Linked DNA regions of Homo sapiens: regions 1 and 2 are each linked to region 3. Evidence: chromatin loops called from intact Hi-C (ENCODE). Cell type or tissue: ascending aorta. All regions are shown on one strand.

What was found. A loop is a pair of places that touch in the nucleus more often than their neighbours do. Peaks named below come from ENCODE experiments on the same cell type or tissue, not always from the same donor. Only the 100,000 strongest peaks of a DNase experiment are listed, where the experiment ranks them.
Region 1: a loop joins it to region 3, with 4 times the contacts of the local background. A loop is called at or near these places in 24 of 110 quality-filtered maps.
Region 2: it touches region 3 in a loop (5-fold over the local background); 94 of 110 quality-filtered maps call a loop at or near these places.

The regions. Positions count from the first base shown.
Region 1 is chr15:74,947,361-74,955,360 of GRCh38, reverse strand. It overlaps RPP25 (ribonuclease P/MRP subunit p25), which reads left to right. Exons shown (of 1, transcript NM_017793.3): 1 at 1-943. Among named protein-coding and RNA genes, the nearest start is that of RPP25, 5.4 kb to the left of the region's middle. RefSeq lists enhancers at 1-773, 4,625-4,674. In ascending aorta, a CTCF peak has its summit at 4,785 (motif pointing right); a DNase peak (open chromatin) is centred at 4,790; H3K4me3 peaks cover 63 bases.
Region 2 is chr15:74,631,367-74,639,366 of GRCh38, reverse strand. EDC3 (enhancer of mRNA decapping 3) reads left to right here. Exons shown (of 7, transcript NM_025083.5): 6 at 3,741-3,958; 7 at 6,421-8,000. The coding sequence ends at 6,755. Among named protein-coding and RNA genes, the nearest start is that of CLK3, 20 kb to the right of the region's middle. RefSeq lists enhancers at 7,067-7,216, 7,277-7,336. In ascending aorta, CTCF peaks have their summits at 4,031 (motif pointing left) and 7,223 (motif pointing right); DNase peaks (open chromatin) are centred at 4,024 and 7,230.
Region 3 is chr15:74,370,763-74,378,762 of GRCh38, reverse strand. LOC124903524 (a long non-coding RNA gene) reads right to left here. Exons shown (of 2, transcript XR_007064709.1): 2 at 7,551-8,000. Among named protein-coding and RNA genes, the nearest start is that of LINC02255, 4.3 kb to the left of the region's middle. RefSeq lists enhancers at 1-284, 3,172-3,221, 3,549-4,096, 4,578-4,627 and silencers at 4,228-4,287, 4,888-4,937. In ascending aorta, CTCF peaks have their summits at 3,362 (motif pointing left) and 4,940 (motif pointing left); DNase peaks (open chromatin) are centred at 3,362, 4,302, 4,612, 4,942 and 1 weaker place; H3K4me3 peaks cover 1,213 bases; H3K27ac peaks cover 512 bases.

The DNA.
Region 1 (8,000 bases), 580 kb before region 3:
TCCCCTGAGCCCTGCAGCTGGCTGGAGTCTTGCTTCCAATAAAACAAGCACAAAAATGGCTGTGTCCCCCATTTTTTTTCTAACCACCCGCCTGTGCAGAGACAGCTCTCGCCTGGCCCCTTGTGTCTCCCCTCCCCTCCAGCCTTGCGTCCTGAGTCTTTGGAGTCTTCAGGGTCAGGCACAGAGACTGAACAGCTTCAAAATGGTGCAAGGCACTGCCCAGTCCCTGGCTTCTTCCTCTCTCCTCCCCCACTCCGCCCTCCCGGGCTGGCCCTGGCCTCAGAGGCTGTTGCAAATGGGGGCCCGTGTACCCCTGTACATCGCCACTAAGGGAAAGGGAGCGGCACATTGTTTTTCTGGGAGGGGAAGGAAGGAGTGGAAGGACAGCATCGATGAACTCTCCTGGAGGTCACTGCAAAGGGTGGCAGACCCTGCTGAGGTCCCTGAATCTGCAGCCTCCAGACAATAAACTGAACCTTACCCAGAAGGCTGGCACAAAGCCCCCAGCTCTGTGGGTAGGATCTCCCCTTCACTGCCCTCTCTCTGAGAAAGGACAGCACACCCTTGGGAAAGGGGGAGGAGAGAGACTGAGCACAAATCCACTGCTGGAAATTACTATTCAGCAGAGAAGCTGGGTCTTGGGCTGTGAATCACTGCAGGCCTCCTGATAAGCTGCTGCCTCCAGCCCTGCACAGCTGTCTGTTGAGAGATAACAGCCTCATAAGCTTCTCTGCCCAACTCCAAGCCAGCTGGGGGGTGGGGGTGCTGCTGTGTGCTGGAAGAGCTCTGGTGAGTTGGGGGTGGCATACAGCCCCAGGATCTCAGAAGCAGATCTCATCCCATGCAACTCAGCAGCACCCCTGGAAAGGGGGAGATGCGGAAGAATGTATTTATAAGTCATTTTGCTGGCAGAACCCTGAAATAAATCCTGCTGGTGACAAGAGATACGTTCTGTGGCTGACTGGAGGGGCTCTTAGGGAGGTTTCCCTCCCCTGCAGTATCTCTGCTTGAGCTTTGGAGTGAGCTTTGTCATCCAGACTTTGTCCCTCGTTGCTCTCCCCAAATTCCTGCTCTTGATGAGTCCCTGGAGAGGGCCAAGGGGTTTGGGTTTGCTTGTCTGACCCTCTCAGGGGTGGCCCAAGAAGCATGGAAAGAATGTAAACTGTCCTGACAAGATGGCCTAGCTTCTCCTGGACTTCAGCATCTAAAGGCAGTGATAAAACTTGGACAAGGTCCTGCATGGTAGAAGCTTAAGGGAGACTGGTCTTGGTTCTGAAAAGGGTCCAACTTTCCAAGACAACAAGTGACTGATAGCCGGGTTACCAGGACTATGAAAGCAGGGCCTGAGGCCGGGCATGGTGGTTCATGCCTGTAATCCTGTAATCCCAGCACTTTGGGGGGCCAAGGCGGGCAAATCACGAGGTCAGGAGCTTGAGACCAGCCTGGCCAACATGGTGAAACCCCGTCTCCACTAAAAATACAAAAATTAGTCAGGCATGGTGGCGGGCGCCTGTAATCCCAGCTACTCAGGAGGCTGAGGCAGGAGAATCGCTTGAACCTGGGAGGCGGAGGTTGCAGTGAGCCGAGATTGCATCACTGCACTCCAGCCTGGGCGACAGTGTGAGACTCCGTCTCGAAAAAAAAAAAAAGAAAGCAGGGTCTGCTAGTCTTGTCACGGAGATAAGGCTGCAATGGATTTTTTTTTATTATTTTTTTTGAAACGGAGTATCTCTCTGTCGCCCGGGCTGGAGTGCTGTGGTGCGATCTCGGCTCACTGCAACCTCTGCCTCCTGGGTTCAAGCGATTCTCCTGCCTCAGCCTCCTGAGTAGCTGGGATTACAGGCGTGTATCCCCACACTCGGCTAGTTTTTGTATTTTTAGTAGAGAAGGGGTCTCACCATGTTGGCCAGGCTGGTCTCAAACACCTGATCTCAGGTGATCCACCCGCCTCGGCCTCCCACAGTGCTGGGATTACAGGCATGAGCCACCACACCCGGCCTCTCTTTTTTATTTTTTTTATTTTAATTATTATTATTATTATTTTGAGAAGGAGTCTTGCTCTGTCACTAGGCTGGAGTGCAGTGGTGCAATCTCAGCTCACTGCAACCTCCACCTCCTGGGTTTAAGCGATTCTTCTGCCTCAGCCTCCCAAGTAGCTGGGATTACAGGCATGTGCCACCACGCCCAGCTAATTTTTGTATTTTTAGTAGAGACGGCATTTCACCATGTTGGCCAGGATGGTCTCAATCTCTTGACCTTGTGATCCACCTGCCTTGGCTTCCCAAAGTGCTGGGATTAGAGGTGTGAGCCACCACGATTTTATATATATATATATTTTTTCGCCCGGCTGTAGTGCAATGGCACAATCTCAGCTCACCGCAACCTCTGCCTCCCAGGTTCAAGTGATTCTCCTGCCTCAGCCTCCGGAGTAGCTGGGATTATAGGTGTGCACTACCACGCCCGGCTAATTTTTTTATTATTAGTAGAGATGGGGTTTCACCATGTTGGCCAGGCTGGTCTCAAACTCCTGACCTCAGGTGATCCACCCGCCTCAGCCTCCTGGAGTGCTGGGATTACAGGCATGAGTCACTGCTCCCGGACTCTTTTTATTTTTTTATTTTATTTTTTATTTTGAGACGGAGTCTCACTCTGTTGCCCAGGCTGGAGTGCAGTGGCACAGTCTTGGCTCACTGCCGCCTCCGCCTCCCAGGTTCAAGCAATCCTCCAGCCTTAGCCTCCTGAGTAGCTGGGATTACAGTCGTGGGCAACCATGAGCAGCTAATTTTTGTATTTTTATTAGAAACGGGGTTTCACCGTGTTAGCCAGGCTGGTCTTGAACTCCTGACCTCAACTGATCCACCCGCCTCGGCCTCCCAAAGTGCTGGGATTATAGGGGTGAGCCACTGCCCCCGGCCTGCAGTGGATTTCTCTTGATGGGTCAGAAAAGTTCCCTTCCAGCCCAGAAACCTATCCTGGGGGGTAGAGAAGAGAGGAACATGTTTATCCAGCATCAGAGCATTAACCTTCCCCCAAGCAGGTCATGAAACACTTTCTTTTCTGCACTCCCGCCCCACCCCGGCAAGTTTGGTTCCCAGGCTTTCAGTAGGTGTGCTGACTCACCAATGGAACCCAGCACGCATGAGCACTCCATCTCTGCCCTACTGATTTCTGGCCCCACTGACCTAGGAGCAGGCTCCAAAAGAAGGTGACAGATGTTCCTCTACCCGCTCCCCACCACCAAGGCTGAAGTGGGAACCTCAGAAGTCCTGGGATAAAGGGAGGGGTGGCTAGGGGAGCACCTCAGAGACAAGGCCCATTTCAGGAGCCGACTAGTGGCAGAGTGGGAGAGTCCCTCTTGTGAAACCCCATTTTTCCAATAGTGGTCTCTACCCAGGAGCTTCCTGGACCCAGCCTGGTGCTTGCCTTGGCCCCGCCTTGGGATACTTCCAGACTAGGAGCGGCAGTGAAGTCTCACACCTAGAAAACTTAGGTCACAAAAACAAAATCCATTTGGAAACATAAAAGTATATAATGCAAGGCCCAGAGCTCATGGTCGAATGAGTGATGGACTTCCACCTGAGCCTTCATTCATTCAACAAGTGTTCACTGTTGTACCGGGACCCAGTCTAGAAATGGGCTGGGGCTGGGTATAGAATCACAGCATAATCAGACACTGTACCTCAAAGAGGGCCGAGTCTTGGCCAGGTGTGGTGACTCACGCCTGTAATCCCAGCACTTTGGGAGGCAGAGACGGGGGGGGGGGGGTCACCTGAGGTCAGGAGCTTGAGACCAGCCTGACCAATATGATGAATACAAAATTAGCCGGGCATGGTGGCGGGCGCCTGTGATCCCACCTACTTGGGAGGCTGAGGCAGGAGAATCGCTTGAACCCAGGAGGTGGAGGTTGCAGTGAGCTGAGATGTGCCATCGCACTCCAGCCTGGGCCCATCTAGCACAGTGTGATGATAGAAGATGGGAGCTCTGAGAAGGGGAACTTACCTTGCCCAGAGGTGCTGATGGAGCTGGTTCTCCAAGGATCAGGAGTTAGCCAGCTGACCAAGACTGGACAGGGAGCTCCAGGCAGAGCATAGAGAGCGGGTGTGTATGATGCTGAGGCTGCCACAGGTGTCTGATGGATAGAGGAGATGGCAGAGGGTAACGTGTAGAGATGCAGGTGAACTAGAGTGCTAGGTGGGAGCCAGGTCACAGGGAAGTGAGGGAGCCGGTGGGAGCCAGGTCACAGGGAAGTGAGGGAGCCACTGGGAGCCAGGGAGTGCTCTGAGCCCAGATCTGACTGGTGTTTGAGAAGGATCCCTCTGACACCTGTGTAAGTGGGAGTGGATTGGAAGGGGGTCTGATTAGACCCTAGAGACAATGCAGGGATAAGAGATGAGACATCGGCAATGCGGAGGGAGATGGGAGCAGATGTGAGAGCTACCCAGGCTAGGTAGGATTTCACTGCTATTACAGCCAGGAAATGGGAGGGTTCTCCTTGAGCATTAACCCTGCCTGGCCAGGACTTGGTCTGCCTTTCTGGCACCCCAGGGGACGTGCTATGTCAGGACCAAACAATGGAGTGATTATTTTTTGTGGGAGGTGGGAGTACCCAGCTTCAAATTGGTAAATCTTTAAGAGCTGTTGTCCATTGCCATGAATCTGCCAGAGTGTATTCACTTCACTGTTAGGTGCATACCTGGGCCAGACACACACACTGCCTACCCCCACCACCCCTTGCCCTTCATCTCCCAAGCTGATTAGTTCAGTTTTGGTCATTGCTATGCCCACACTGACCACTAGGTGATGCTCTCGTCCCTCTATTTCACTGAGATGTTGAAACACTCGCAGGTCTCCAAGAGAATGGTAGTTAGAAAGGCAAAGGAAAGGAAGGAAGGGAAGGAGAATGAAAGAGGAGGAAAATGCAGCCACAGGAGGGTCTCCTCAAAGGCATCAAGTTTCTTCCTTTCAGAGCACAGATACTGGTTTATAAGTGTGTCCTCATTAGTCTTATCTTTTGGCTATTGGTCACCCTACTAACCCATGAGCCCGTGATTGACTGGATCCTGCCTGCCTTGCTCCTTGCCCAGCTCCTGGCACATGAGAAGCTCTTAGAGAGTTGTTGATTGAATGGACTTGCCGCTGGCCAGGCACAGTGGGTCATGCCTGTAATCTCAGCATTTTGGGAGGCCAAGGTAGGAGCGCTGATCACTTGAGCCCAGGAGTTCCGAGTCTAGCCCTGGCAACATAGTGAGATACCATCTCTACAAAAAAAAAAAAAAAAAAAAAAAAAAAAAATTAAATAGTTGGATGTGGTGGTGTGTGCCTGCAGTTCAGTTACTCAGGAGACTGAGGTGGGAGGATTGCTTGAGTCTGGGAGGTCCAGTCTGCAGTGAGCCATGATCACTCCACTCTTTCAAACCAACAAAAGACTTTCTGAGCCAGGTTTCTGAACTGTTCTGATGTCACATTACAATTCTTAACCATCCAACCAATGGCCAAAGCTGCCCCTATCTCTTCCACAGCTTCTCATCCCATCTGAGCCCTTGGGTACCCCTGCCTTTGGAGAAGCTAGGGTCACCATGGCAATTGGGTTTGTATATTCAGCTTGAGGATTCCAGTGTTGTTTCTGACACCTGAATATTATAGGTGCTATGAATTGAATTTCGTGCCCCCCCACCAAGACATGTTGAAGTCCTAATCCCTGATACCTTATTTGGAAACTCTGGCTTGGCATGGTGGCTCATGCCTGTAATCAATCCCAGCACTTTGGAAGGCCGAGGCAGGTGGATCACCTGAGGTCAGGAGTTTGAGACCAGCCTGGCCAACATTGTGAAACCCCATCTCTTCAAAAATACAAAAATTGGCCAGGCGTGGTAACTTATGCCTGTAATCCCAGCTATTCAAGAGGCTAAGGCAGGAGAATGACTTGAACCCAGGAGGTGGAAGTTGCAGTGAGCCACCAGATTGTGCTACTGCACTCCAGCCTGGGTGACAGTGAGACTCTGTCTCGAAAAAAAAAAAGGAAAAAAGGCTGGGCACGGTGGCTCACGCCTGTAATCCTAGCACTTTGGGAGGCCGAGGCGGGTGGATCACCTGAGGCTGGGAGTTCGAGACCCGCCTAACCAACATGGAGAAACCCTGTCTCTACTAAAAATACAAAATTAGCCGGGCATGGTGGTGCATGCCTGTAATTCCAGCTACTCGGGAAGCTGAGGCAGGAGAATCCCTTGAACCTGGGAGGTGGAGGTTGCAGTGAGCCAAGGTCAAGCCATTGCACTCCAGCCTGGGGAACAAGAGCGAAATTCTGTCTCAAAAAAAGAAAAAGAAAAGAGATTCAGCAGATTTAATAAAGATCTAAATTAAGAAATTAGGATGAGGTCATATTAAGTAAAATGGGCCCTTAATCCAATACAATTTAATTCAATGAGGAATCCTTATAAAATAGAGAAGAGACAGAGATTGATTACACAGAGGGAAGAATACCATGTGAATATGGAGGCAGAGGTTGGATTTATACACCTGCAAGCCAAGGAAGGTTGCAAATGACAGAAGCTAAGAGAAAGGCATGGAACAGATACTTCCCTAGAGTCTTCAGAGAGCATGGCCCTGCCCCACTTGATCTCAGACTTCTAATCTCCAGAACTGTTAGACAATAATTTTTTTTCTCTATGCTTTTTTCTTTTCTTTTTCTGCGATGGAGTTTCGCTTTTGTTGCCCAGGCTGGAGTAAAATGGCGCGATCTTGGTTCACTGCAACCTCCACTCCCAGGTTCAGGTGATTCTCCTGCCTCAGCCTCCTGAGTAGCTGGGATTACAGGCACCTGCCACCACGCCCAGCTAATTTTTGTATTTGTAGTAGAGATGGGGTTTCACCATGTTGGCCAGGCTGGTCTCGAACTCCTGACCTCAGGTGATCTGCCCACCTCGGCCTCCCAAAGTTCTGGGATTACAGGTGTGAGCCACCGCGCCCGGCCTCCTCTGGGTTTTAAGCCACCCAGCCTGTAGTACTTCATTATGGCAGCTAGGACTCTAATCCAACAAGTGTTCTCACAGCCTTCAGTGGGAATAGGGAAGAGGAATGTGGGTTGTTTGCCAAGGCCCCTGTTACCAGAATTTCCAGCCCTGCGTGGTGGGAAGGTCTCTACTTTGCAGCCTTGTGCCAACAAACGTTATGTCTGATGTTGTATGGAAGAGATCATAGGCTTTGGAGGAAGTCAGTATGATTGAGGCTTTGGGCAAGTTAATTCTTCTCTGAGCCTCAGTTTTCTTGTTTGCAAAATAAACCAGATTGCTGTGGAGAAAAGGGAGATAATACTACCGGAACTCTCAACCTTGGCTCATTGTCAGGATCGCTTTGGACAGTTATTAAAAATACAGATTACTATCACTTCTCCACCTTTTGGCTAAAATCAAGTGTAAAAATACGGATTACTGGCCGAGCTTGGTGGCTCATGCCTGTAATCCCAGCACTTTGGAAGGCCAAGGTGGGCGGATCACTTGAGGTCAGGAGTTCAACCTGGCCAACATGGTGAAAACCCATCATTACTAAAAATACAAAAATTAGCTGGGACTTGGTGGCGTGGGCCTGTAATCCCAGCTACTCAGGAGGCTGAGGTGGGAGGATTGCTTGAACCCAGGAGGTGGAGGGTGCAGTAGGCTGAGATCGCACCACTGCACTCCAGCCTGGGCAACAGAGTGAGACTCCATGTTAAAAAAAAAAAAACAAAACAAAACAGATTACGGATTTCAAAAATTAACTGGGCATAGTGGTATGCACCTGTAGTCTCAGCTACTGGGAAGGCTGAGACAGGAGGACTCCTTGAGCCCAGGGGTTAAAGGCTGCAGTGAGCCATGTTCACACTACTGCACTCCAGTCTAGGTGACAGAACAAGACCGTGTCAAAAAAAAAAAAAAAGCCAGCACAATGGCTCACGCCTGTAATCCCAATACTTTGGGAGGCCGAGGTAGGCAGATCACCTGAAGCTAGGAGTTTGAGAGCAGCCT
Region 2 (8,000 bases), 260 kb before region 3:
TGGCACATGGTTGTTGGCAATCCGTAAGTCACTATGTGGCTGGAAAGTAGGGCCTCAGTACAGCTGAGTGGTAGGGAGCTGCTGAAGACATTTCAGTAGAGCTATGACATAGTTAGTCTTGTGTTTTAAAAAGATGATTTTTAGCTACAATGAGGACAGTCAATTCAATGGAGGCAAGACTGAAGGCAGTGAGATCAGGTAGAAAACTGCAAAACTTAGAAAACTGAGCCAGGGCCCAAGTGATGGTGGCCCAACTAGGGAAGCAGGGATCAGAAAAGTGGACAAACCAGGTTTGGTGAGGCATGCCTATAATCCCAGTTACTCCAGAGGCTGCAGTGGGAGGACTGCTTGAGCCCAGGAGTTCGAGGCCAGCCTGGGCAACGTAGTGAGACTTTGTCTGTCTCTTTTTTTTTTTTTTGTCTCTTAGAAAGAGAAGTGGACAGATGGGTGTTGTTGTTGTTGTTGTTGTTGTTGTTGTTTTTAAGGTAAATTCAGCAGGGCAAGGTAATTGAATGGATTTTAGAGGTAATGGAAAGTATAATGTCAGAAATCAGTGAACTTCAAGTTTTCTAGCCTGGACATCTGATTGGATGGTGGTTACATTCACTGTGATAGGAAACATGGGAAGAAGAGCAGGTTTGGGAGAGATGGTGGGTTTTGTTTTGGATGTGTTGAGTTTGGAATACCTGTGAGATATCCAAATAGTCTCTTAGCTATAAGGATCTGAAACTTAGGCCAGGCGCAGTGACTCACACCTGTAATCCCTATACTTCGGGAGGCCAAGGCGGGCAGATCACTTGAGGTCAGGAGGTCAAAACCAGCCTGGCCAACATGGCGAAACCCTGTCTCTACTAAAAATATAAAAATTAGCCAGGCATGGTGGCAGGTGCCTGTAGTCCCAGCTACTCAGGAGGCTGAGGCAAGAGAAATGCTTGAATCTGGGAGGAGGAGGTTGCAGTGAGCTGAGATCACACCACTGCACTCCAGCCTGGGCAACAAGAGCAAGACTCCATCTCAAAAAAAAAAAAAAAAAAAAAAAAGATCTGAAGTTCAGAAAAGGGTCTTAGCTGATGCTAGAGATTTAGGAGTTGTCAGCTTGTAGATGGTGTAAGAGTAGATGAGATCATATAAGGAGAAGGTGTGAACAGAAAGGGCCTAGGGTGGGATTCTGGGGAACGTCGGCATGTAAGGCACAGTTAGAAGGATGAAGAAGAAGGCAGGAGAGGTAAGAAACCAAGAGGGTAGCGTGTAAGAACCAAGGAAATAGTCTTTGAAGAAAAAAGGAACGGCCGGCAATGGTAGTGCTGAGAGATCAATCAAAATTAGAGTTGACAAGTGCCTGTTGGATTTTTCGGTAAAGAGGAGGATGTAGGCAACCTTGTGGGAGAGTGGTGTCTGGAGTGGGGAGGCCACTTCCAAAGAGCAGGGCAGATCTGGGTTCACTGGGGCAAGGAAAGCCTCCTTTCCCTGAGCAGCACTCACAGATCCAAAGCCTCACATGATAGGATGTTGCTTCCCACAGGGCCCCTTCCCTATTTGCAAAATGGAACCTGGTCCTTGGCTTGTGCTTCCAGCCATGGTGTTTGGGAGTGCTTGCCAGAAAACTGATATTGCAGATAAATCCTGTAGCTCCTCACTCCAGCCTATTTTCATTCTCTGGGCCTGATAATGTGTTTGGATGGAAGGCATCTCCTGATTCTGAAGTGATCTTAATTCAAGCAGGCTTACTCCAAGCCAGATGTAAGATTTCCACCTCCCTCATCCTATTTGAGTTGGGGGTTGGAGTGTTAGTTTTTCCTTTTTCTTTGATTTAGGCCTGCTTCCTAGCTGTTAGATCCTTGGGCTCTCCTGTGCCAGGGAAGAGCCAGGGAAATGCCTACAGGAGGGGGTAGTGTGAGGTGCCCTCTGAAAGAGCATCAGGCCCGTGTGTCTGGTGTCTCCTGCACCTCCTCCCAGAGCCACTGTTGGGGGCACTTTGAGACCATTAAGTGGCTTCCCAGAAACATTAGTTTTGGAGCAGGAGCTGAATGTCCTTACCAAATCACACTCCTCTCTAGCCAGCTTCTTGGGGCTGGCTGTCCTTGTGCCAGTCTTTTCTCTTAGTGTCTGAACTATCCAAAGGTCCATCTCCTGTCCTTTGTAGCAGTTGCTGATGTTGAGAAATCAGACCCGTGGTTAGTAATCTTGAAGTTTAATGTATGTCAGGTGCCATGCAGTGTTCCACAGTGCTTTCACAACATAATTTAATGTGGTCCTCATAACTTCACCTCAAAGCTAAATAATAGCCCTGTGTTTTTGGATAAGCACACTGTGGCTCAGAGAGCTGAGGGACTTGCCCACATGATACTGCTGGTACACAGTCCAGCCAGGCCTCTAATCCACATAGGTCCATTTCCAGTGCCCATATACTCTACACCTTGCCGCTGGGTGTGTGAATGCCATGCTCTGCTTCTTTTGATTGGGGGTGGGAGAGGTTCTCCCTGAGAGGAAGAACCCTTTTAGAGAACAAAGTGAGTCAGATTCCACAACTCTGCAGCATCCTCTGAAGGGAGCAATTCTCATCATATTTCCTCTAAATGCAGAAATGGGAAGGCGAATGGTTTGGTGTCTGGAATATAGAGTAGATTGTTAAATTCTCCAAAATGTGTTTGGGAATGGGGGCAGTTATGAAGCTCCTCTTAGCTTGACAACATCTTGTCATCTTCCTCCCTTTGGGAAACCGGTAAGTGACTATCATTGCTCTGCCACTAGGCAGGGACCTATGGCCTTGCCGTCCATCTCCTCCCTACATTGCTGCCCCGTGAGCCAACTGTGCTGCCTATGAGTTGGGCACAGCTCTGGGGCTAATCCTCTTTATCTCCTTATTTGTGGCTTCTCTGAGTCTAGAGGAGTCTCAGCTTTGAATAGCAGAAAACTGGAAGTGACAACTTCATCCAAGGCAGCTGCTAGCCTAGGAGGCCAGGTAACCCTTGGCCTGCTGCCTCCGCCATGGTCAGCACTGACTGAGTACCTTACCTTCTTTGTGTTAGGCACTGCTAAGTGCTGGGCATCCGATAATCTGCACAGCATCCTATGAAATAGATACTGTTAATGCCTGCAGCATTGCTTTCATTAACTTCAGTAAGCTACTAAGCTCAGTAAAGAGAACCATTGGCAACTGACTGAGGAGAATGGAGAGCTATGGTACTTGCTGTGAGCTTATTAGGAGTTGAGGAGAGGTAAAGGCATGAGCCAGAGTAATCCCAGCAGAGGTAAGTCTTGAACTGGATCTCCAAGAAAAGGCGGTTCAGAGTTTGGAAAGTGAAAGGCTTTCTGGGCAGGGGATGTAGTTTGAGCATAAGCAGGAAAGAGCCTTACAAGTGCAGGAGAGGATGAGACCAGCCCTGCTGGAGTGAAGCAGACACGTTGGGGAAGAAGAGCAGACAAGGCTGCAGAGGAACTATTAAGTGTTCATGGGTCAGCAAAGCGGTGTTGTGGCAACAGTGTTGTGTGGAGCAAGATCTGGGTGAACCACTTAGTGGGAGGACCCAGCAATGATGTGAGGTTGGGGTTTGGGACAACAGGAGTGCCACCCTATAGACCTGGCCTGCAGTGGATTTTGTCCCCCTCTGGAGCCTGGGACTTGGTGAGCAGTGGGTAAGAGATCTGAGACCAATAGGTGCTACAGGCAATTGTCTGGTATAGGGTGCAAGGGATTGGCAAGTATGTAGCTGATACTGCTTCTTCACCTTCTTTTCCAGGTTGAATCCCAAAAATGTTCACCAGAGGCCTACAGTGGCTCTACTGTGTGGACCTCATGTGAAGGGGGCTCAGGGTATCAGCTGTGGAAGGCACCTAGCCAACCATGATGTCCAGGTCATCCTTTTCCTGCCCAATTTTGTCAAGATGTTGGAATCTATCACCAATGAGCTGTCGCTCTTCAGCAAGACCCAAGGCCAACAAGTGTCTAGCCTCAAAGGTGAGCACTTAGGCAGGGCTGGGCTGAAGGCCTCCTCCCTCCTTAGCAGTTTGATGGTCTCGTCATGCCACCCAGTGGCGACAGGTGGAAAGGCACTACGTGTGTAAGGATGGTGCTTCGCCTCTAAGGAGTCTTAGAACAGTAATATACTACTTCCCATCCCCTTATGCTTCTCCCTCTCCAACTACTCACATGAAGAGCTGGGGACCCATTGGTCCATTCCACAAATATTCGTTGAACAGGCACTCTTCCTGATGCTAGGGATATGGCAACAGATTTTTTTAAATCCATTCTTCTGTGGAGCTTATATTCTGGTTAGGAGGAACAAAAAGACATGTAACATACTTGTGTAGTTGTAGTAAGTGATGTGGATAAAAACAAAGCAGGGAAAGGAGGCATGTTGGAGGACTGGGTGGAGAGTAGGAGACTTGGACATTTCAGGGTCAGGTCATGATGGGCCTTGGGGATGACCACAAGGATTTGGGCTTTTACTCTGGTGAGATGGGCAGTCATTGAAGGAATAAGTAGAGAAATGATATAATCAAATTTAGGTTCCAGATGATCATTCTGGGTGCTGTTTGAGAGTAGACTACACAGAGGAGTACAGAGAAGTGTCAAGATGCTGTTGTGATCATGGGAGAGAGAGATTATGGTGGCTAAGACAAGAGTGGTAGTGCCAGAGGTGGTGAAGGTAGTTAGTTTCTAAATCAGTTTTGGAGATAGAATCCACAGACTGGATGTATGGGGGGTGGGAGAAAGAGAAGAGTTGGCAATGGCTCCAAAGTTTTTGGCCTCAGTAACTGAGGTGCGATCACTGAGATGGGAAAACTTGATAGAGAAGGTTTGGGGAGGAACAGCAGAAGCTCAGCTTGAGACACCTATTGGATATGCAGGTGGAAATGTTGATAGGGAACGAGTTATATGAATCTGAAGTGAAAGGATTCAGCCTAGAGTTACAAGCCATAGGGAATATTTAAGCCATGAGGAGCCTGGATATGCTGTCACATAGGAAGAGAGTAGATACAGAAGTTGGAAAACTGAGCTCTTTATTTAGAAGTCAGGGAGTAAAGAGCCTAACCAAGGAGATGGGACAGGAATGGTCAGTGAGGGAGGAAGAAAACCAGGAGAGTATGGTAGCTGAAAGCCAAGTGAAGAAAGGAGCATGTGGTCAGTGTGTCAGCAAGCCCCGTTCTAGGTTAAGGTCAAAGGAAGACAGAATCGACCACTGGATTTAGCATCTCTGTGGAGGCTCCTGGTGAGCTTGATGAGTGGTCTTAAGTGGAGTGGTAGGGACAGAGTCTGACTGGAATGGGTTTAAATGAGAACAGCAGGGAGAAGAATTGGAGAGAGCAAATATGGCCCAGAGAAGGGACTCCACCAGAGGTCACATAGTGAGTCAAGGGCAAAGCCTGGACCAGAAACTTCACCTGCTAAGTCTCGGGCCAGGCTCCTGTGGGCACACAGAAGATAGGATGCCACTCTCACTCTTGAGAGCCTCATCACCCACAGGGACTCCCCCCGGTGGCACATTCTAAGCAAGGAAGTTGTGAGTCTCTAGCTGAGAAATGCTAATACTCTAGGCTGAGAGCTGGGAAGGGGGCCTGGTGTGGGTTCCCCTTGTAATTTTTAACATGATGCCCCCTTCCAGGCAGTTCTTCCTCTTGCTGCCCAAAAGTTTTCCTATCCCAGCTGCTCCAGGACACAAGTCTCAACGACCATTAAGTTTGGTCTGATTTATGCTATTCTCAGTTTAACTTCTTAGGCCAGTACAGGATCTACATACTTGTTGAGACATCCTTTTCTAATACTGTCCCAGAAGCCTGGTTAGAGCAGAGGAGCCTGGGAGAATAGTAATAGGTTCCCTCTTAATTCTTAATTAAGGTTGGGCTGAGTGGAGGACCCATTCCTGTGAGATAATGAGTACGAGAGGGGACAGGCTTGCTAGAGTAGAATGAGTAGGCCAGCTGGAATAGAATAAGCATGCTCTCACCTGCTCACCCTTCTTGGGTCAGCAGATAGCAGTCAGCTCCTGTTTTTGCTGGACCTGAGTGGGGTTTCCCTGTGATGGCCACCTTGACAGTGGACTCTGCCTTCCCAGAGGTCATAAGGTGCCCAGGGCATTAGTTGGATATACAGAGGCATGCCTGAGAAGGCAGAGGAGGTGAGGGCTTTGTGCCCTGAGAAGCTCTGCACACTCAGGACGACAATGGTTCATCCTGAGAACTCCAGGAGGGCAGTGGTCTGCTGGGCTGACATGCACTTGGTCTCTAGCACTCAGCCCAGCCAGCTTGCAACTCCTAGGGCCTGTGCCCTGGCCCAGCTTTAAGAAGGCCAGCCTTTGGAGAGGCATTCGAGTGGTGTCTGGAAAACAAAGACACCCTTGGGGTGACCTGGGCCCTAGTCCCAGCCTGGGCTGCTCTCTGCTCATAGGGACTTTCAGATGGCACTCTTTCCACCTGCAGATCTGCCCACTAGCCCTGTGGACCTGGTCATCAACTGCCTGGATTGCCCTGAGAACGTCTTCCTGCGCGATCAACCCTGGTACAAGGCAGCTGTGGCCTGGGCCAACCAGAACCGGGCACCAGTACTCAGCATAGACCCTCCTGTGCATGAAGTCGAACAGGGCATTGATGCCAAATGGTCACTGGCACTGGGCCTGCCTCTGCCACTGGGGGAGCACGCAGGCCGTATCTATTTGTGCGACATTGGCATTCCCCAGCAGGTCTTCCAGGAGGTGGGCATCAACTACCACTCGCCCTTTGGCTGCAAGTTTGTTATCCCACTGCACTCTGCTTAGAGGGTTCCTGCGCAGGCAGGACTCTGCTGTCCCCTGCTGCTCCTGATAACAAACGCCTTAAGGATATGAAGCTTCATGGACCTTGTTAAAGTTTTTTCTCTTTTGGGTTTGTTTCTTCTGTGAGAGAACAGAACTTACTTAAAACTGACCTGTCACTTGCTCTTAGCCAGGGAAGTCTTTCCCACTGGGTTCCGGGCTGGGTGGCAGGCTGAGCGTGCAGCAACTCCAGGCATCTCTACCCTCAGCCCCCTGCACGGCCAGGTGGGCCTTTGTTTACAGCCGTAGGCAGCTCTCAAGACTGTGTTTCAGGTTTACAGCCACTGGGCCTGGGCACACACATTGAAGAGTGGGCCAGGTCCTGTCTGGGGGCCTGTACCTGCTCTATTTCAGAGCTTGTGGCTTTGTGTCTCCCCTGCTTTCCCCACGCAGACAGCCCTTCCTCTGTAGAACCAGCTGCACGGCAGCTGTCCACCAGAGGGCAGACCTGCACTCTCCATTCATGTCCAGGGCTGTGACAGACCAGGCCTTCCCCTAGCCCCACAAGTTGATTTGGGGGGTTTTGACCCTTACTCCTGAGCTGATCCAAGTTTTATGCTGATTTTTCCAAGGATCTCTCCCTCCTTTTCCCTCCATCACTCAGAGGTAGGGAAGGGGGCGGCATTAGGATGGTGTTACTGTATTGGGATTTTATGTTGTTCTGTCGTCTTCAGCACAGGTAGTATAAGGTTATATTACTGTAGAACCACAGTGCCCATCTTGCCAGCAGTGCCCGCCCCCACCCTCAAAGCTGAGCAGGTTGAGCCTTTGCCTAGTCTGGGGCCAGACCCCTCAGATGGGGATATCCCTGGGGGAGCCTGGTGCTGAACCAGAAGAGGCTTCCTGGTGCTTCTGTCCTAGGCCACCACTCCTCCAGCCCTTTGCCCGCACATACATGCCCCACCTACTCTTTCATCCCCTCTGCCCTTCCCCTGAAACGGTCCTTTGCAGCTGTCATCCCAGAGCAGGCAGATGGGCTCCCGTGCTTGAGCTCCACCCCAGCTCTTACATCATCTGGGCTTTGAACCTTTTACATTTGTCCAGTCTAGATGAGTAGGCTTGGGGCCAGCACCCTGTCTCAAAGATGGCAAAATGAGGCTAGTTCTGGATGAGCTAGCTGGTGTGGGTTCCAACCATAGGAACACACTGATGCTCAAATCCTAAGGTGCCAAGCTCTAGGCCCTGGAGGCTGGTAGAACAGGATCTATG
Region 3 (8,000 bases):
TCCCCCTGTAATCCCAGCTACTTAGGAGGCTGAGGTAGGAGAATCGCTTGAACCCAGGAGGTGGAGGTTGCAGTGAGCCAAGATCAAGTCACTGCACTCCAGCCTGGGCGATAAGAACGAAACTCTGTCTCAAAAAAAAAAAAAAAAAAAAGGCTGTAATTATAGTTACTTTCTGAAGCCAAACCAGAATTTCCAGGATCACCTGGGGGAACCGGGTGAAGGGGAGAGGAGGAGGGAGGGGAAGATCTGGTTGTGAAGTGTCAGTTGTGGGCCAGACTTCCTCCATGAGCTATATACATGTTCACAAGGCCCCTCTGCAGACTTCTTGGGGGTCTAGATCACCAGCGGGCCTGGAACCCATCTGGTTCGGACCCCAATTTGACAGAGGCGAGAAGCCTAGAGAATGGAGTGGACTTGGTCCAAGTGACAGAGGCATCAGCAGCAGAACCTGGGCTGGAACCCAGCCATCCCATCAGCCAGACTGAGACACACATTTTTAGTTTTTGGACCACGCCAAACACTTTGTTTTCTCCTGGTCTTTCCCCAGTGTCCTCTCTAGCCTGGCACTCTCTCCTTACCCTTTTCTGGGATATATTTACCCTCCCCTTTGTTCTCTATAATGCTGCCTCCTCCAAGAAGCCTTCCCTGAACCCCTGCACAGAGTGTCTCCTCTGGTTCTCCGTGGCCCCCATGCATCCCTCTGTCCCCCCACAGACCGGCCCACCCTGGGTAGACCTGTCGCCTTCAGAGAGCAGGGACCACACTCAATTCCCAGTGATGGGCCTGCAGCCAGCTGGTACCGGCTCATAGGTGCTGGTGGCCACATTTTCAGAATTTTGCGAACGAGTTGTTAAGCACAGTCATTGTCGGTACTTAAATTATATAACCTTAAATACATTTTGTTAAAAAAGGAAATACCCACTAGCAACTCATCATTTCCTAATTATTTTACTATATGTTACCATTATTCATGCTCGTAAGGTAATTTGTGTCTATTGCACCTGGTGGTGCACACACTTTGTGATGTTGTGAACCAGCTCCACGCTCAGTGACAAAATACTGCTGGCTTTATATCTGCCAGGGTAGGAATATTTGCACCACAGAAATAGGCAAAGACTACAAATCAGGGCCCCTCACCCCAGTCCAGAGACCTGGTTGTTAAACACTGTTCAGCTCACCCCTGAATTTGCCTCTGACTTTCTGGCCCTGACAGCAGGCTTCGCACCTGGCAGATTTGGCAGGTGCTCAGTGAGGAAGGGCCACCGCGCAGGAGGAGAGAGGATGCAGGCTTAACCATGGGAGGAGGGACTGCCTGCTTCTGCCCCCAGTGCTGGCTCTGGCCTCTGCCCCATTTTCTGACCCCTACCCAGGGCTCTCACAGGGGTGTAGGTAAGCCCTGTGGCAGGGGCCTGCATCTTGGATTTGGGCGAAGCCTCTTTCCCAGGCCAGGGCTGAGGGGCCCCAGAGAGTCAGGCAGGTGTAGGTGGCCTTGGCAGGGCTCACAGAGAGCTGGGCCTGGAGGGGTTCCTGGCTCTTCCTCTTCCAAATTGTACATGGCAGTGTGCCACCTTCCTGCACCCCTCCCAGCCTGGCCACAGCAGGTGGAGTGGGTGGAAAGGCCGTGGGGCTGGGAGGCTTCAGAGAGGCATTTAGTGGGTTTTGGCATTTTGCAATGCACAGGTCAGATTTTGGGCTAAGGGTGTTTGCAGGGATGTGTTGGAGTTAAAGGTCACAACACACCTATAAAAACTGGAAATGGTCAATTATTGTCAGTGTCAAGAAGAAAAATTGCCCCTTTGTTGCCCTTTCACTACAGCAGAGTGCTACTTCAAACAAACCAATACGCAAATGCCAGCCCACAGGTGTGTTCTGGGAGGGATCTATCTAAGAATGATCTGGCCCTAAGTATCAATAGTGCTGAGGCTGAGAAACCCTGCCCCAGAAAGATGTTCTCACACACACCCAATTTTAGGGGACCCTTCAGTCCCGAGTAAAGAACCCCTGGTCTCTGCAACCTTAGTTTACAGAAGAGAAACTAACCAAGAGCTGAGGTGGGGGTGGTAAAGAGTGTGCTCAAGATCACCCAGCAAGTCCCCCTTGTGCACTCAGCAAGGTGCCTGCCCACAGTAGCGGCTCAGTAAATGTTAAATTGGGAAGAAAATCAGGAAAGGATTAGGCTCTGGCCTGAAACTCTTCTCAAGGTTGCCCTGGAAAGGATCCCACCAGCATCCCCTTGATCCTTGTTGGACTCCAGCTTCTTGGCAGCAGTTGCTGCTGCTGATTGGCATCTTCTTGACTGACATGAGGAGGCCCGATCCTGGCTGATGGTGGAGGCAGGCAAGGCTGCCTATAAGGTAAGGAAGAGAGTGGGTCAAGGTCAATTTCACACATCTAAGCCAGAGGGGACACAGTGGTTACAAGGGTTCACCATGGTGGCAGGCACCCAGGGTATTGGAGAGCTGGGCCACCCATGGTGATGGGTGGGCTAGGACAGGTTCCTGCAAGGTGTGTGGGGTTTATGTGCAGGTTGAGCTCAGATTTTCTGACCCTACCTGCCTGATGACCCAAGGTCCTTAATTAGCTAGATGCTCCTGTCTGGTGCCTGCTTCTGGAACTGGCCTTAAAGAGCCCACAAGGGTAATATCTGTGGGGGCCTCAGCTGCCACCTCTGCTCGCCATCCTTCCCTCCCTCTTCAACGGAAGCAAAATTGCATAGGTTTATGAATGTCAGATTTATAGCTCTACTTCAGGGTTCATATCCCAGATTTGCTTCTTATTGGCTGTGTGACCTTAGGCAAGTTATTCAACTTGTTTTTTTCCTCAGCTGTAGAATGGGGTTAACACAATTGTATCCACCTTGATAGGGTTAATGGCAGGATCAAATTAATTTTTTTTTGAGACCAAGTTTCACTCTTGTTGCCCAAGCTGGAGTGTAGTGGTGCGATCTCGGATCACTGCCACCCTCCTGGGTTCAAGCGATTCTCCTGCCTCAGTCTCCCAAGTAGCTGGGGTTACAGGCATGCACCACTATGGCCGGCTAATTTTGTATTTTTAATAGAGTCAGGGTTTCACCATGTTGGCCAGGCTAGTCTTGAACTGCTGACCTCAGGTGATCCACCCACCTCGGCCTCCCAAAGTGTTGGGATTACAGGCATGAGCCACCACGTCCGGCCCAAATTACTTAATTTTTTTTTTTAACAGATCAGTCAGAGGGATGGCTGGCCTAGAGTAACCAGTCAACAAATAGGAACTAATACCAGTACGGTTTTTATTGGGTTCCTCACACCCTCCACGGATGGTGAGAACTAACTTAAGTCTCCTTTTCTCTCGAGCATCTCCATCTTTCTGCTGCCCTCTAGTGGAGCCCGGCTGTATGTCCTGAGAGGACACGAGATGAACTTGGTTGTGTCCGGAGAGGTAATTTCTTGCTTCAGATTTCAAAGAAAGTGTGCCATTTAAGGAAACCTGGTGATTGGTTCTTGTACAGAGTCAAACAACTAGTTTCTCCCCCATCCTCCCAAGCGGAATGCACCTGTGGTTGGCATTTGTGTGCTGGTTTGTTGGAAGCAGCACTTTACTACAGTGAAAGGGCAACAAGGGCAATTTTTCTTCTTGACATTGATGATAATTGGCCATTTTCACTTTTTACAGGTGCAGTAACCCCAACATATTTCTGTAAACTTCCTTACCTGAGCTTTTATAGCAACCAGGTGGGGCCACATGTTGTCCCAGCCTGGTCCCCTGCTCCCATGGACCTTGCGAGAAGCGAAAGGACAACCACAGAGGGTGGGGGTTCTGTGCTGGGCACTGGGTGTGCAAAGCTGTATGTGATGTAACCGTGGACCTTGGAGAGAGGTTTCTTTAAGGGAAAGATGAGGATGGAGCGGGGCAGGGGGCAGGATAGGAAGGAGCCTGGATACCTACCTGGTCTGGCTGCTGGGAGGTCAGTGAGAGCGAGGGGAGGGGCAGGCCAGAGTACTGGATTGGAATAGTCCCCGGGCCCCCTGCTGGGGAAACTGAGTTCTGGGAGGGACAAAGCTGTGCCGCACACCTGGCTACCTGAGGGACCCTGGAGCTTGGTCTGTCGCAGCACACCTGTGTCTGCGGGCAACACGGCCGATGGCCACTCCAGATGCTCGATCAATTCTGCAGCTTAGGCCAGTCTCAGAAGGCTCCGCAACACCTGCGCCAGGTCTCTGCGCCTTCCCCACGCGTTCACGCTCCAGGTCCTCACGCCTCTCAGCCCTGGCCTTGGTCCCGCCCCCTCATGGCCAGCCAATCCGAGAACCCCAGCAACCCCCTCGTCCAATGCGGCGCCTCCGGGTCCGCGCCCGCCCCGCCCCCTCCACCGCAGCCTCTGTAGGTGGATGCTTTCCGCTGCTCCGGCCGCCGGCGCCCGAAGCCAGCATCCCAGCTGCGGCCCCCACCAGGAGGTGCTGGAGGGGACTGCGGCTCGTGCCCCGGAGCCAGTCCTAGGCTCCGGAGCCAAGCGTGTCTCCCGGCCTCGTTCCCAGGATCTCCCTTCTGGAAGCCGCACCTTCTTCTCGTGCGCCCTCCCCACGGGCAGGGGATACATCCCGGAAGCGGTGCAGGGGAAGGCTCTGTGGACAGGGGCGCGGGCTCTGGCTTCAGCCCTGTTCTGGCTCTCCTGGATCCTCCCCTCAGGCCCTCAGCCTCCTTATCTGACAAACGGGGATTTGCGGCTGCCGGGGTTGGCTCTGGGACCATTTAGCCTACAGTGCGAGTTCGGACGGAACGGACCATGTAAACCAAATAAGTCCACTGTGGGCTGTGGCTGGCTCTCCCACTCCTTTCCTGGCCCCCCGGTAGGGCCCAGACTCAGCCCGGGGCCCCCAGTCCCCTGCCTCGCGAGCCCACCTCCTTCCTGCACGCGGGCGGCTGGGTGTCCGAGCCCGGCGCTGTTGCTGTGGGCTTTGGCTCCACCTAGTGGCACAAGGTTTGATCTGAGAGGCGCCGGCTGAGGCTCTGGAGTGAAGGAAGCGGTATCTGAATGGCTGAGAGAGAGACTGGAGCAAGGACAAAGTGGCATTTCTCTGCCTCAGCTTCTGCCGCAGACCTGGCTGAGGGTGGCCTCAGTCCACTCCGCCCTCTGGTTCCGAGGGGAGGCTGGGGTACTGTGCACTTGCCTGTGCTACTGTGTTAGCTTTTTCATGTTCTCCTTGTGGGGTGCTGTCCTTGTGCCACGTGGAAGCCTCTCATAGCCCGCTGGCCCCATGCACACCTGCCTGGAACACTGAGGCTATAGTCGTCGAATAAGTGTGGGCCACCGCTCTGTGGCCGACTATGTAAACCAGGCAGGTGGCCCTTCCCCTCCTGCCCCCACTACCTACTGTCCCCAGGAGGGAAGAGGTGCCCATGCCAACCTCCGTGGCTCACTGGTCTTGAATCTTAGTGCCCTTAGCAGCCCCAGCCACTGGTTGCAGTAAGAAGCTTCTTGCTTACATGACATGGCATGGCATGGCTTCTGTGCCCTTGTCTGACTGGCCCCATCCTCTTCCTCCTCTGGAACTGGACTCTGTCTCCATGGTCCAGCCACGATGGGTGTTTTTCCTTATGTGCCTGTGTAAAGGGGTGCGAGGTGTGTCAGGGGGAGGACAGGGAAGAGCTGTTGGCCTGGTTACTTATGTACTGCCCGCTAGAGAAGCCCGCAGCGGGGGCCTCCCAAGGGCCCATGTGAATATTTCACAGCTGAAGAAAAAATGATTGGCTCTCAAATAAGAACACTGCAAAATGGAAATCAATAAATTCTTAATCAAGTGTCCAACTGTAACATTATATCAACCTCATTAACTGTTAAATTTAGTATTCATAAAAATTTCATTACATCTGAAAGAATGTGTGGGCTAGGTTTTTCTCATTTCACAAGAATTCCCAATTGTAATTTAAATCAGTCACTCCTAGCCAAATGGTTTCAAGAGCAAAATTATAAATATCCTTTCAAAAACTTTACAGCAAATTTTTAATATTTTAACATGTTTGCACTGAGGAAGTGAAGTGAAGCTGTAAAAATAAAAATGAAGCTGAACGCGGTGGCACGCGCCTGTATTCCCAGCTACTCAGGAGGCCGAGCCAGGAGAATTGCTTGAGCCCAGGAGTTCAAAGCCAGCCTGGGCAATGTATAGAGGGGGACAAGGAGCCACAGTGTGCACCCAGGCAGGGAGTGCCTGGGTACTCATTCACCCTTCAAGTTGGGGTGTGGGGGTTCCTCTGGACTTACAGGAGTGATGAGGATTTAGAGGAGCAGGGAGAGGCTGCCCTGGGTAGCTAAGATTAGGGCTCAGGTTCCAGTTCACCATGTGGAGTTAAGTTCTCATAGGAGGGCTGCAATGGGTGGGCCCCTAGGAACAGCCCTCAGAGATGCCCTTTGCAGAGGCTCCCAACCTGGCAACACTCCTTTGCCGGGGGCTCTGGGCCTTTGACTTCTGGGTCCAGTCTTCTCCCCTCCTTTACCCCAATTACTCCTGCCCCTAAAGCTATGTCAACTCTGTCCCGTATTTCCCTTCATTTCACTCTTGTTGGACAGAAGGAATAGCCCAGGATCCATAAAAAGAAACAGTCCCCAAAGCAGGGACCCCTTTCCTCCAGGACACAGAACATTCAGTCTTCATAATCCCTGACTACATAAGCCCTGGCCCGGGCAGGAACAATGTGTTTCATTCCTTCCTTGGGAATGTCTCTTTACCATATGGCCACATGACCCCTCCCAAGGCCAAACAAACAAACAAACAGGAAAAACCCCAAACAGCAAAAGGAATCTATTTAATAATAGTTTTAACAGCCACATCTGATACTTAAGCTGAGAAATGCCATAACCTTGAGTCCCATCTCTAGGGCTGATTTCTCTCCAAACATCTTAGGTCCTTGCCTCTCCCTCCTCCCTTTAAACTGTTAGAGTGGGGTGACACCGAAACAGATGAAATGCCCTCAGAGAAAGAAATAGGGTGGAGTCGGGGGGACCATCTGACTTAGTGAAATACCCTGAGCTGTGCATGTGAAAACAAACAGGGAAAGAATCACCTAATTTTCATGTATGGTGTCCATACCCTAAGCTGAGCAAGAGGGTGATGTTTAAGGCAATGATATTAGGTGGGCTACTTTGAGAACCTCTGAATCTTTTAAGTGCTTTTTTTTATCTTGCAACAGCTCTGAGAGGCAGGTCTGATTATCTCCATTTTAAATATGAAAAAATTAAGTCTCAAGTAGCTCAAGTGTCTTGCCCTATGCCACGCGACCACTCAGTGGTTGAACTAGGATTTGAACCTGAGTCCATGTGGCTCCAAAACCGTTGCTTGTTTCATGATACAAAACTGTATTATTATGTCTATGGTCTGGCCAGCACCTCTGCTAGCGGATGTATTGCCATCCAGAGCAAAACGACATTGTCCAGCCTCCCTGTACCTACCTCCCTGTACCTAGGTACAGTCATGTGGTTACTGAATGGAAGGTCTTGACTGAGTTGTCCAGGTTCTTGGCATGTTAAAGAATTGAACAAAACGCACAAAGCAACAAAAGACAAAGCAACGAAAGAATGGAGTAATGAAGGCACAGATTTATTGAAGATGTGCAAGTACAATTCACAGAGCAAGAGTGGGCTTGAGCAAGTGGCTCAGGAGCCCCTTCAATTAGAGATTTTATTAAGCTAAAGAACATGAACACCCCCGGTGCCCTCCAGAGGCCTCCAATCAGTTACATCCAATGAAGGATTGATCCGTGACCAATTAGAGGCTTAAGTGGCGACTTGGCCTGTGGTTATCACAGAAGTGAAGATGTGGCCTGTATGTTGCCTAATCCTGCCTAGAATTGGCTGTACCTGCTGTGCCTTTTGCTTATGTGAACTGGCTGCACCTGCTCTTCTTTTGTTCCTACCTTAATCCTTGGTTGCCCTAATTCCCTATTCTCCTGCCTCAATGTGGTTAAGTTCCCACCAATCAGATATGGTTGGACTCGTGTGGGACTTTGAGGAAGGGGCTTAAATGAAG